Regions from separate parts of the Mus musculus genome. Here region 2 is linked to region 1. Evidence: chromatin contacts called from ENCODE Hi-C or POLR2A ChIA-PET data. All regions are on one chromosome and are shown on one strand. The core of a region is the stretch at or near the end of the contact, and the rest is flanking DNA. Distances in the headings are between cores, read along the strand shown. Region 1 holds the start of Tnfrsf26 (tumor necrosis factor receptor superfamily, member 26). Region 2 holds the start of Tnfrsf23 (tumor necrosis factor receptor superfamily, member 23).

Region 1 (6,262 bases), core at 382-2,881:
AGAAAGGGAGTTGGATGTAGTAGTCCATGCCTTTAATTCCAACACTCAGAGGCAGGAGAATATTCATGAATTCAAAGCCAGTTCAGTCTAGGTAGTGAGCTCCAAGACAGCCGGGACTATCTTGAGAGAACCTGTCAAAAAAAGAAGGAAAGAGCCGGGCAGTGGTGGCTCATGCCTTTAATCCCAGCACTTGGGAGGCAGAGGCAGGCAGATTTCTGAGTTCGAGGCCAGCCTGGTCTACAAAGTGAGATCCAGAACAGCCAGGACTATACAGAGAAACCCTGTCTCCCCCTAGGGCAGCTCTAGGCTTGTGTGTGTCAGAGGGGGTCGTCTCTGCTGCCTGAAGTATTGGTTGTTGGGGGTCTATGATGCCTATATTGATTGATTGGTGGAGGTCTCTGCTACCTGCAGTATTGATTTGTGAGTGTTGAATAGCAAACTCAGGACCTGAGGTCCCTCTCCCCACATGGCCCAGCTCAGTCTGGTCCACTCTGGACTCTCTCAGCTGTCTCTGTGCTCTCCCACATACCAACCATAGACTTTCTCTTCCACCATACCTAGGAGTTCTTTTCCTTTCCATTTCTTTTTTTTTTTTTCATTCACTTCATAACAATAACTACTGAAGCAACTCTCTAGCACTAACAGTAAGCATTTTTAACCACTGAGTTCCTCCACCTTGTTTTGTTGAGATATGATCTCTGGAGCATGCTGAGTAGGCTAGGTTTCTTGGTTTTTGTTTCATTTTTGTTGTTTGTGTTTGATCAGGGTTTCACATAGCCCAGGCTGGTCTGGACCTCAGCTGAGGATGACCTTGAGGTTTTGAGCCTCCTACAGACATTTCCTTTGTGCTAGGATTACAGGTGTGTACTATCAGTGACTGGGTAGCCATGGTAGGGGTGGAACGCAGGGGATGCATGCCAGGTATCATTCTACCAACTGAGTCACATCCCTAGCCACCAGCTCCCAAAGACATATCATATAGACTTTTGCAATCAAGCCAAGTCCACCCATCCACCTTCAGAACTTTCCAATCTTACTGAAATAAAACTGTAACCCCATGAGCTACTTACTCACTGTCCGTCCCTCTCCAGTCTAGGTGTTTCATTCTGCTTTCTGCTTCAGTAGGCCTGAGACTCTAGGGTTCTCAGAAGTAGATGCATAAGCTCTTTGTCCTTTTGAGACCATCCAGCTCCTTGTGGCCTAGGGCTCTGTAGGGACGCCTAACGTATATGAGGCTCTCCTTCCTCTTTATGGCTGACCCACAGTCCTGGTCTAGTTCATTGGTCAATGCATGCACGCATCGCTTAAGCTGCCTCAGCTTTCAGACTTCTTGACGCTGAAGTGCCTTTTGCTGCTGCTTAGTGCCAGTGGAGCCCTGAGAGATTTTGAAGAACTTCTCTGTAAACTTTCAAAACACTAACAGCTCAATTGAGCAAGGAAGTCAGTCTTTCTTTGGACCGGAAGCAGGGGGTGGTTTTTTTTTGTTTTTGGTTTTTTTTTTTTTTTTTTTTTTTTTGCCTCGCTGGCAAGGCAGCATCTGGACTGCAGCAGGCTAGTCCTCACAACTCCTCAAGCATCTCTCTCGGCTCTGCCTTGTCCTACCTTTTTTTTTTTTTTTTTTTTTTTTTTTATCATGACCAGGCTGCGACTTCTGCTACTGCTGGGGCTGCTTCTGAGGGTGAGTAGAGGCACAAGTGTGTGGGAACCATAGCGGAGCCCCAGCAGGCTATCATGGTCACAGCAGTACACAGGATCTTGTTTAGTGATAAGGCTGGGTCTCCTTTCTCAGCTCCTTTCCTGTATGGTGGAGGTGGAGAATGGGGTGAGGGGATTTAACAGAGAAGGAGTTGGTTTTATATCTTTATCTTTTCTTGTTACAAAGCAGTGGAACCCCCCCCCCCCATTTAACTTTTCTCTTTCCTCTTCTCCTCTCCTCTCCTCTCCTCTCCTCTCCTCTCCTCTCCTCTCCTCTCCTCTCCTCTCCTCTCCTCTCCTCTCCTCTCCTCTCCTCTCCTCTCCTTCCTTTCTTTCTTTCTTTCTTTCTTTCTTTCTTTCTTTCCTCCTCCTCCTTTCTTTCTCTCTCTCTCTCTCTCTCTCTCTCTCTCTCTTCTTTGTTTTTTTTCTTTTTTTGAGACTAGTAATTCTGGCTGTCCTAGAACTCACTGTGTAGACTAGCCTGTCCTCAAACTCAAATTCACAAATACCCATCTACATCTGCCTCCTGAGTACTGAGATGAAATGCATGATCCAACATGCCTTGCTAACTTTTCTACAAAAATGGTTTCATCATTTTCTGAGAGTCTCTTGTTCCGTCTTACCTTATAAACATTTGTCTTTTATTTTAATTATATGTATGGTGTGCGTGTGTGTGAGAGAGAGAGAGAGAGAGAGAGAGAGAGAGAGAGAGAGAGAGAGAGACTGTATACCTATGTAGAGTGCCTGTGGAAGCTAGTGGGTATCAGACTCCCTAGATCTAGAGTTACTGATTATTGTAAGCTACCATGTGGGTGCTGTCCTTTGCAAGAACAAGTGCTCTTAACTACGGAGTCATACTTCCAGCCACTAGTTTTTATTTTTAATAATTTTTCGTTATTTTACTTATTTATTGGGGGGTCAAGAGTTGGTTCTGTCCTTCAACCATGTGGCTCCCAGGAATCAACGTTAGGTTATCAGGCTGGCTAGCAAGCACCTTTCCCTCTAAAGCATCTTGCCAGTCCATTCCTCCTCCCTCTTTTGAGGCAGATATTATATAGCCCAGACTGGGCTCCCAGCCTGGTCTTCATACCTCAGCTTCGTGACAATTGGAATCCCAGGCCTGAGCCGCCAAGCCTTGACTACAAAAGTTGGCATTTTTCAAGTGTGAGGTTTTTTCCCCTCAAAATTGTGCTGTCAGCCTGGTGTGGGATGCATAGGCCTGTAATCCCAGTACTTGGGAGGATAAGTAGTTCAAAGTCGTCCTCAGCTACATAGGGAGCCCAGATTATAGAACACTGTCTCAAAATTGCTGTTGTTTTGAACTGCTAATGTAGCTGGTTTGTGATAGAAGCTGACAGAAGCAGTCTGACTCTCGCTTAACCTCACACCAAACAAGAGTGAAAGTAGCCTGAAACAGTGACACCTTCCTCCCACTGTCTGTTGAGAAAAAAAAAAAAAAAGAGAGAGATTCTCTCTTCTAGAAAATAGTGCCTTCCAAGTGGCTGGCCTTCAGTCAGTGGTCCTCAGCTACCTCTGGGTTTTTGTGAACCTCCAAAGGTGTCAAGTGTCCACAGGCTAAGAAATGTGCTCAGCTCTCTCCCTAAGGGACTTGCATGGATGAGCATGTGATTCTGGGCACTTTCTCAGGCTTATGAAGTTCCTGACCTCTGGCGAAAGAGCACAGAGTCAATACAGCTATAATTAAAATATTTATTGATTAATGTTAACAGGAAAACAATCTCTAAGATTTCCATGCAAACTGAGTGGTAAAGAAAGGGTATATATAGCCGGGTGTGGTGGTGCATGCCTTTAATTCCAGCACTTGGGAGACAGAGGCAGGCAGATTTCTGAGTTTGAGGCCAGCCTGGTCTACAAAGTGAGTTCCAGGACAGCCAGGGCTATACAGAGAAACCCTGTCTTGAAAAACAAAAACAAAAACAAAAAAAAAAAAGAAAGGCATACACACACACACACACACACATATATGTATGTACACATATGTGTATATAGGTATATATGTGTTTGTGTATATATATATTGAATTTTATGTTCATTTAAAATTTTTTTTGACTGCATGTATGTCTGAATGAGGGTATCAACAGCCCCTGGAACTGGAGTTCCAGACAATTGTAGCTGTCATGTGGTCACTGGGAACTGAACCCAGGTCCTCTGGAAGTGGTCTTAACTGCTGATCCATCTCTCCAGCCCCAGAAAGAAGGGCTTTTAAAGGCAAAAATTGCGAGAAGTCTTTGAGTATCTGCACTTGCAAGCCTAGAGATGTTTTGATCTGCTAAGATTAGGTCGTCAAGGTGTCCTGAACGTCTGCATGAGCAGATTACAGAGGCCAAGAGCGAGTTAGTAGGAACATGCCAAGTAGAGATGGTTACTGTATGTGTTTGCATGGGTGGTCACTGAGTCATGTTTGTCAGGATGTGATCAAAGAAGAGAGCTATGTGAAGATTCTGAGTACTTGTGAGAAAACTCCAAAAAAACAAGACAAGAGTCTTGTGACCCCAGTTTCTTCAAAAACAGGAAACTGGTTTTGGAATGTATTTTCATGTCCCTCCCAGGTATAGCAGATAGGAGTGAGCTCGCTTCAGACTATTCATCACAATGACTGTTACTTATTCATATGCCTCTGTGGATAAATAAGTTTTTGCCACATGCATCTTGCCCTTGTGATTGTACACTTTATTCATGTGCCTCTTCTTAATCCTCAGAGTATAAATTATCTGATGCTCTGAATAAAGTTGGCTATTGCCTGAGATTTTAGTCAGCCTCACGTATCAGCTCCCACTCTCCCAGGTCCCACTGACTCTAGAGCACAGGGTCACTAGGAACTTATCTTCCAGGGACAGATTCAGAGACAAAGAGCTAGTTCGTACGAAGATGGATGCCTAGTATAAAGTAGAGTTGGGTTTTTTTTTTTTGTTTGTTTGTTTCTTTTTATTTCTTTTCCTCTATCACATGAGAATTTGAAAAGCCGTATTGTCATTTCCTCTCCTGTGGCTTCCCTTTCATCAGAGCAGAAGCTTCAGTGAGTCACTGTGTTTAATTCTAATGTTTATAAAACCAGGGAAAAGAAAGTATTGTTCTTTTTCAAGTTATGATTTTCCCTGGTCAGGCTGCCCAGTGAGCCACCTCTGTTGGATTTACCAGGAAGTACTGGCATGTTCAGCTTTCTACCTGGCTTCTGAGGATCTAAACTCAGGTCCAGGTGCTTGTGAGACACATGTTTTACCAACTGAGCCATCTCCTCATTTATTATTAATTAATTAATTAATTAACTTACTTATTTGGTGCTTTAGACTGGATGTGATGGCACAGACTGTAACCGCAGCATTTGGGGCAGTAGAGGCTGGAAGATCACTACTTCAAGGTCATCCTCCGCCACACAGTGAGAGCCCATACATGAGAACAGGAGATGATGGTTCAGTGGATAAGTCTCTTGCTATGCAATCTTTAGGACTGAAGTTCCAATCTCTATAGCTTATATAAAGGCAGTTGGGTATGGTAGCCCATCTGTAACCCCACCCCTTAGGAAGCCCAAAGTGGCAGGGTTTCCTTCAGGCGAGCCCTAGATTTAGTGAGAGACTGAGTCACAATAAACAGAATGGAAATAAATCAAGGGTGGAAGACACCCAAAATCATACTCTGGTCTCTACGTACACATGCATAAAAATGCACAGGATCTATACATGTGCCCACACCTGCACATGTACCATAAACATATACACATTAAATAGATAGATAGATAGATAGATAGATAGATAGATAGATAGATAGATAAGAACATTTTTGAGGGGCTGGAGAGATGGCTCAGCGGTTAAGAGCACCAACTGTTCTTCTGAAGGTCCTGAGTTCAAATCCCAGCAACCACATGGAGGCTCACAACCATCCGTAATGACATCTGACACCCTCTACTGGTGTGTCTGAAGACAGCTACAGTGTACTTACATATAAGTAATAAATAAATCTTTAAAAAAAAAAAGAACATTTTTGAATGAAAATGAGGACATGACCACTCCTGGGTACAGCTGAGGAGAAGTTTTTTATTATAGATGTGAGAAGCTAGGACTTTGTCACAGGTCCTTGTGATGTTGTAAGAGCCTGGTGGCCAGCAGAATGCTTTAATATGTTAAATAGGCACCACAGCCATTTGTCCTGTTTCTTTGGAACCTGACAAACATTAGGGCTGAGGATGTAGCTTCCTTTGGTGGACCTTGAACTAAGAATCCTCCTGCCTATCTATCTCCAAGAGCTGGGAACACAGGTGTGTGCCATGATATCAGTGCTGTATGGGGCTGAGAATGGAAAGCAGGGTCTCATGCATGCTGGACATACATACACTCTGACTCAACCACATCTTCAGTCCTTTGATTTCATTATTTTATTTTAAAAAGTTTGCCCATGCTAGAAACCATACCCAAGGCTTTGTCCACGGTAGGAAGGCAGTCTAATGCTCTGCTCCATGACCAATCCCCTTTTCAATTTCAGAAGGCATCAGTGCCCTTTTTAAAATAAAATTAAAGCCTGGGATGGATGTACACACCTGTAGTGAAGCTAT
Region 2 (6,505 bases), core at 2,704-5,203, 58 kb before region 1:
CTCAAATAAGAGCCCTTGGAATCAGCAAGGTGACGCCTGCAGAACTCCCTCCTAGGCACCCAGCACTTTACACCGGCCTGCAGAGGCAGTGGGGCCCACAGGCATGGCCAGTGGGACAGAAGGGTCCTCGCACAAGAGGATGACAGGTGGGGCCTGGGGCTATGAGGGTGCTGTGACTCCAGCTGTAGGACCCTCCAGGGAGCACTGGCCTCTTCTTTGGAGCCCTCCACCTAGTACCGGCCTTAACGCTAAAGCCAAATGCAGTTTCTGCCCTGCAGTGTGCCCCTGGTAATCTCAAGTTGCACTCCCAAGCCAGCCCCCACTTGCCATACGGCATCAGATCTGGGGGTCAGGAGGGCCTGTGCAGGCTTTGGACAGCCACTTACCACAGCACAGGAGAGAGTGAGGTTGCCAGGAGCAGCAGGAAGGAAGACTCCAGGATTCCCCGGAGCTCTTTGGGTGGTAATGTTGACTTCTGGACAATCTGCCCACCTTGTGCTCACACAAGCATGGACAGGCTGTAGCTACTCTGGTGAGGACACTGGGACTTTTATCCTGTTGTTAAGCTGTTTCCACAGAAGCCTGTTCAGGTAGTTACTTCACCTACATCTGCCCTACAGCCAGAGGAGCCCACCTGTGCCACAGGAGTGCCCTGGCCAACTGCAGTGTGAGTTTGTAAGCAAGAGAAGTGCCCAGAGGCTGACCCCAAAGGCCAGGGAGGCCCAAGCTTGCCACTCTCCCTGACCAATACAGTCTTCCCATTCTGTTGACATTCTGACTACATAGAATTGCAATATCTGAGGCAGCTATGTGCAGTGAGCAGCCTCTGCATCCAGCCCCTGATCCTATGTGGATGACGCTCTTCGTGTGCGTGTGTGTGTGTGTGCGTGTGTATGTATGTGAGCACCTATGCGTACTCACATTTGGAGCCTTAATACTTAGTTGGTGCCATCTCCATTGTATCTGATCCTTTCATTTTCCAAGTTTTGTATCCATTTGTCTCTGTCCTTCCCCAATCCTGGGGGTATGTCTGCTCCATGCCTTGAAATAAATGGAAATACATGTATTTCTCTTTTGGGGGAATCCTTGGGAACAAGAGGAACTTCTGGGGAGATGGAAACGCGGTGTAATATGGCTGTCTTAAGCTGGAGGTGCCAAGTGAGGGGTTCAGAAGGTGGGTGCAGGTTCACAGTGTTGAGTGAGAAGATAACCCACCTGGAGCCATTGGGAACTGGAGTCCCATCAGTCAGCCAGTGAGCAACTGTGGCATGGGAGGGATGTGGCCTGCCAGGGCATTCCAGGCAGCTTGCTTACTTGTCAGCCTCCTATAGCCAACACAGCCTTGCTGAAATGCTTAATGCTCTGTATTCTGACATAGCTCTGAGGCATCCAGAATATCCCTTGGCATCTGACAACACACCCCACACCACCTCAAAGGGAAGCTGTAGCGCCCCTCCCCAACAACCCATAGAAGATAACAGAGACCAGAGGGAATGAAGGTGGCCAAACAACACCCATGAGAGGGGACCCCAAGAATGCCTCCCTACCTCAGATGCCAGGAGAGGGTGAAGTAAAGAAGAGCCAAGTGGCTGTGCATCTACCTACCCCAGGAGTTCTCTGGAGGACCCTGCTCCTGGAGCCTCCATGAAGCAGCCAGTCACCCTGGAGCATGGATGTCTGCAAGTAGCCATTTTCTACCTCAGACATCTCTGTTTCCAGTATAGACAGGAAGCTCTGAACTCCTCACCTTCTCTCCTGCACCCTGGCCCCCATGCAGAACTAGGTCCTGTCCCTCACAACACCATCATACATCTGGACATTTGGAATGTCCTCATGAATTCTCTTTTTAACAGTTCCAAGGTCCTTTGCAGACCTCTGTTACTTTCTTGCACACTAACCTAAAGGACGTGGCTATATCTCTCCTTTTTCATTGCACTGCAGAAAGAGCAGAGAGGGAAAAAACCCCAGAATCCTCACATATTCCCAAGCAGCAAGCTACCCAGAAGCAACCTGAAAGTATCCCAAGAAAGGGTATGATATATACATATTACAATAGATAATACATCTATTCTAGGGGTGAGAAGATTCTCCTGGTATTGAATGAGTCCAACTCTTCCATTGTGGGCACCCTTCATCTCTGCAGGAAGACCATCAAGGGTCACTGGGCTCATGAGAATGTCACCCAACTGCTTTGAACCATTAGGGGCTTCCTGGAACAGTATGACATCCCACTATCCCACCTTAAAGAGCAAGGGTAGAGATGGCTGGAGAGATGACACAGCCAATAAGAGGATATGCTGTTCTTGCAGAGAACACCAGTTTGATCTCCAGACTCATATCAGGCAGATTACAGCCATGTGTATCTCCAGCTATTGGAGATATGTCACCTCGAGCCTCTGGAGGCACCTGTGCGCATGGACACGCACGCGCGCGCACACACACACACACACACACACACACACATGCACACACACACATTTTAAAATAAATGTTTTAAAGGAGCAAAGGGCAGAGGGCAGAGAAGGACCTGGAGCACAAATATCTAGCCCAGGGTAGACAGGCCTCTTCCTTTCACCTCCCCTCCACCTACAGTGTGGGACAAGGCAGATCTGTAAACTGTATGCAGAAAAGGAAAGCCACTAGCCTCCCCCTGCTCCCGAGCTACTCAGAGACTGGTGGGACAACAGCATCCACAAGTGCACAGTCCTCTCCTCTTCCCTTCCTCTACTTTCCCTCTGCTTCCCAAGGGTGAGGGACAGTTCAGCGTGTTGAACTAACCAAACTTTCTAAACACTTGTTTGTGTTTTGATTTGGTTTACTCCTGAGCAGACACCAGCCTGAGGGAAGACAAGAAATAGAAGAGCATCAGGCTGGCCAAGGAATTGGCCCCTCCCACTCCCCAGCCTAGGTGAGGGCAGATGGGCACAGGCTCCACTCCCTGGCCCTAGGGAGAGAGGCAAGAGATGAATTAAAGAGTACCAGGTGCCTGGAGCCAGGCTCCTCTTCTTTGGGGCAGCCATTGAAATCCAGGTCTCTGAGTCCTCCCTCATTTTAAAGAGGAAGTGGCATTTGGAAGGGAGATGGATGGGGCTGGTAGTGGGCCACTTTTTCGAATACCTGGAGGGGGCGGGTGGAACAGATGAACCAACCCAAGTTCCCTAGAGAAATAAGCATTCTACTTCCTGTGTTAGACTAGTAGACTTGGCTTAAATGTCCTGTGTCCCATGAGCTTGGATTGGCACACACAGTGGAGCTAAACACAGTGAAAGGAAGAAGAGGTGAGGGACTCACAGTCCAGGGATGTTCATACAGCCCTCCTCCCCCGACACACCCCCCCCAACCCCAGCACTGGAAGAGTGCCTACGAGTCCTGGATATTTTGAGGTCCTCAGAGTCAGCGAGTCCCACACAGCCCCTCAGACTCTGACAGTGAAGCCTTCAGCTGCTGCTCCAGACCATTGACCAGTGAACACTCACAGGAAAGCTACAGGGATAGAGTTACTTCAAACTTCCCCATGTTGAGCTAAGACAGTGTGTGTTGTAGCTTATCTTCCTCTTTTTGTTTGTTGCTTTTGAGAAGGTTTACAGTCTGCTGCAGTCTGACTTTTATAACGATTCCAGCTCTAGTTCATGCCTCTCCCTCCACTCAGGTCCAGGAAAATTTTTAATTAACTTATAATAAAGAGCAGTATACTGTAATGGAAAACAAACGAAGGCAGAGAATTCGACTTTAGCTTGCTGCTTATAACAAATATGATTCTGTTAATAACGTCACAGGCATTTAAAATTACTGTATTTATAGAAAACTAGATATTACTGAGCACTGATGGTGGTGGGAAGGCAAGAGTGGTGGCGCTGGACCCGCCCACGAGATTAGGCAACCATACAGAAACCAATCCGCTGACAAGAGGCGTGGCCACCAGCTTGAAATAGAGCTCCTCCAGCTGAGTGACACCATGCTAGCTCACAGCCATGGTTACCTTCAGCCACGTCTCCAGTCTGAGTCACTGGTTCCTCTTGCTGCTGCTGCTGAATCTGTTCTTGCCGGTGAGTAGATATGGCCCTGCGGAGCTGAGATTCGCGCTGGGCACCGGATCCCCGGGCTGCAGAGGAAAGCTACTGCGGGCGGTGAATTGGCTCTTCCGCCAGGGTCAGCCTTGGCACCGCCAACCAACTCCTCAGAACTTCGTCCAGAGTTAAGTGGTCCAGAGTTGGGGAATTGTGGAGGTGAAGCAGAGGCAGGGGAATGGCCAAGCGGGTAGCCAGAGAAAGTGTGTCCGGTTGGTCCCTGAGCTCCCGGACAAGACGGACACGCCTCTCCTCGCTTTCTCATCTGAAAGCGGTCCTTCCGAAGGTGACTCGGGAAAGTGCCATTGCGGACTGCAGTGGCCCGCGCGACTGTGCGCCTTGGGTGGGTCCGGCCCGGCTCGTCTTGGGGTGTAGTACTAACTACTACAAAAGGATCTGTGTGGAAGGCCTGGCTATGCCTTTCCTGGGCCTTTCGGGTCTCTGCTAAGTTCGTCCCGAGATCGCTTCTTGTCTCTTTAATCTTAAACTGCAGTTAAACCTAAGTTAGTGGGCAGCCTGATCTACATAAGGAGTCTCAGAACAGCCAGAACTACACACAGAAAGGCTGAAAACCAAAACAAACTAACGGAAAAAAAAAACCCAAAAAAACCAAACAAATAAAAAAAAAAACCAAAACCAACCAAACAACCAAACAAAAAACCTAGACAATCCTGTAAATGACATTTTAGTTACAGCCAACTTAATTTTATGTCAATTTTCTCTCATAAGAGTCTTCAAACCCAAAAATAGGCAGAAAAAGGTTTATGTTTTATAACCTGTAAGGATATCCATTTTCTAACACATTCAGATCTTTAGTTATAACAACAACAACAACAACAAAATAACCCTTAGATTGTTCTAAGATAGTATCTGAGCAGTCAGAGACCACTTACATGTAATCAGCATTTCTTTAAACCATCTAGGAGCTGGTTAATAGTAATTCTTTGCTAGCTGCTGGTGAGCAGCTTTCACAGAAATGGACCTAGAGGGCATCCAGCTTCCCTGGGAATCTCCTGGGCAAGGGGCCAGAGGATATGCAACTCAGAGGTGACTTCAAAGTTCCCAGCACTTTGAGGGACTTCGAACATATTTCACAGGCAGGTTTCACATGGGATGGCCCTTGACCCTGAAATCTCTTCCCATCCCTATTAGGGCTCTGGGGCTCCATGCCTGCCCAGGCACCGCCTGAAAAGTGGTGCATTTTGTCGTCCAGAAATCCCCAGAAACAATCTAGACAATATTAGGCTGTTTTTGTTTTTGTTGTTGTTTTAAGGTTGTTGTAAAGAAAAAATGGTGATCGTCTCAAATAATGCCACAAAAAGAAGGTACTCCAAAGAAAGACTGAGGGTGAGCTGGGCGGGGTAGTGCACGCCCTTAATTCTAGCAATTGAGAGACGAGGTAGACATGTTTGTGAATTTGGGTTTAGTCTGATCTTTATAGTGAGTTCTAGAACAGCCAGACTGTGTATGAGACACTGTCCTGTAAAAGTCAAAAATAAAAATAAAAGACTGAAGATAACATCTCTTTCAAGAATATTTTTTAAAAAGACTATCCTCAAAGAATATTGAAATTTTAAAAAATAGGGTATGTGTGTAGATTTTTGGTCTTTTGAGACAGGATTTCTCTGTGTAGCTCTGACTGTCCTGGAATTTGCTCTGTAGACCAGGCTGGCCTTGAACTCAGAGGTCTGCCTGCTGGAATTAAAGACATGGGCTGTGAAGATATCCTACTAAATCCACTGTCTAACCTGTGGTCATGTCCTTCCTAAGTGTAAGTACAGGTGAAGCAGGCCATCTCCAAGGGGTAAAATAGTATTGCCTTCAGGGCAGTGATGAAGTGTCAGCTTCAACATATAATAATGGTGACGATGAATCAAGATGAAGGTATTGAACCTAGGAACCCTAAAAAGAAGACTCCTGCCTGGCGAGTTAAGGGCAGAATTCCTGACAAAATAAATGGGCAGAGAATACCAGAAAGATAGAGATAGATAGATAGATAGATAGATAGATAGATAGATACATAGATACATAGATATATAGATACATAGATACGTAGATACATAGATACATAGATATAGATAGATAGACAGACACAGACAGACAGACGGACAGAAGACAGATACATACATACATACACACACACACAAACACACGGACAGAGAGAGAGAGAGAGAGAGAGAGAGAGAGAGAGAGATCCTATCTATGAACCAGGAAAATCCTGTGGCCAAGGAATTTCTCCTGAAGGCTGGACAACACTGGCTAGCTATGAGATCAGAACACAGTGGTAAGGATGAATGATGATGGCTCCCACAAATGTATAGATGGGCCCTAAGGGTTGATGCTGTGGAGAATTTTTTTCCAGAGTGTGTACCATAAAAATGCAAATATAAAGAAGTGAGCCTCAGTGCTCATTTTTTTTGTAAAGAGCTCAAGTGACT

What was found. Hi-C counts contacts between places; a loop is a spot of excess contacts on that map. ChIA-PET counts read pairs that join two places held with the same protein, here RNA polymerase II (POLR2A).
Region 2: a loop to region 1 is called in a map of T-helper 1 cell, with 2.1 times the contacts of the local background. The contact joins the promoter of Tnfrsf23 here to the promoter of Tnfrsf26 in region 1. A Hi-C loop is called at or near these places in 13 of 37 maps with a recorded cell type or tissue (ES-E14, T-helper 1 cell, T-helper 17 cell and 6 more). POLR2A ChIA-PET finds 5 or more read pairs at or near these places in 2 of 5 experiments (Patski and embryonic stem cell).

Annotation. Positions count from the first base shown.
Region 1 is chr7:143,623,214-143,629,475 of GRCm38, reverse strand. It overlaps Tnfrsf26 (tumor necrosis factor receptor superfamily, member 26), which reads left to right and starts at 1,631. Exons shown (of 8, transcript NM_175649.5): 1 at 1,631-1,678. The coding sequence starts at 1,634.
Region 2 is chr7:143,683,323-143,689,827 of GRCm38, reverse strand. It overlaps Tnfrsf23 (tumor necrosis factor receptor superfamily, member 23), which reads left to right and starts at 3,953. Exons shown (of 6, transcript NM_024290.4): 1 at 3,953-4,046. The coding sequence starts at 3,972. Osbpl5 (oxysterol binding protein-like 5) reads left to right here. Exons shown (of 22, transcript NM_001199227.1): 22 at 1-1,066. The coding sequence ends at 9.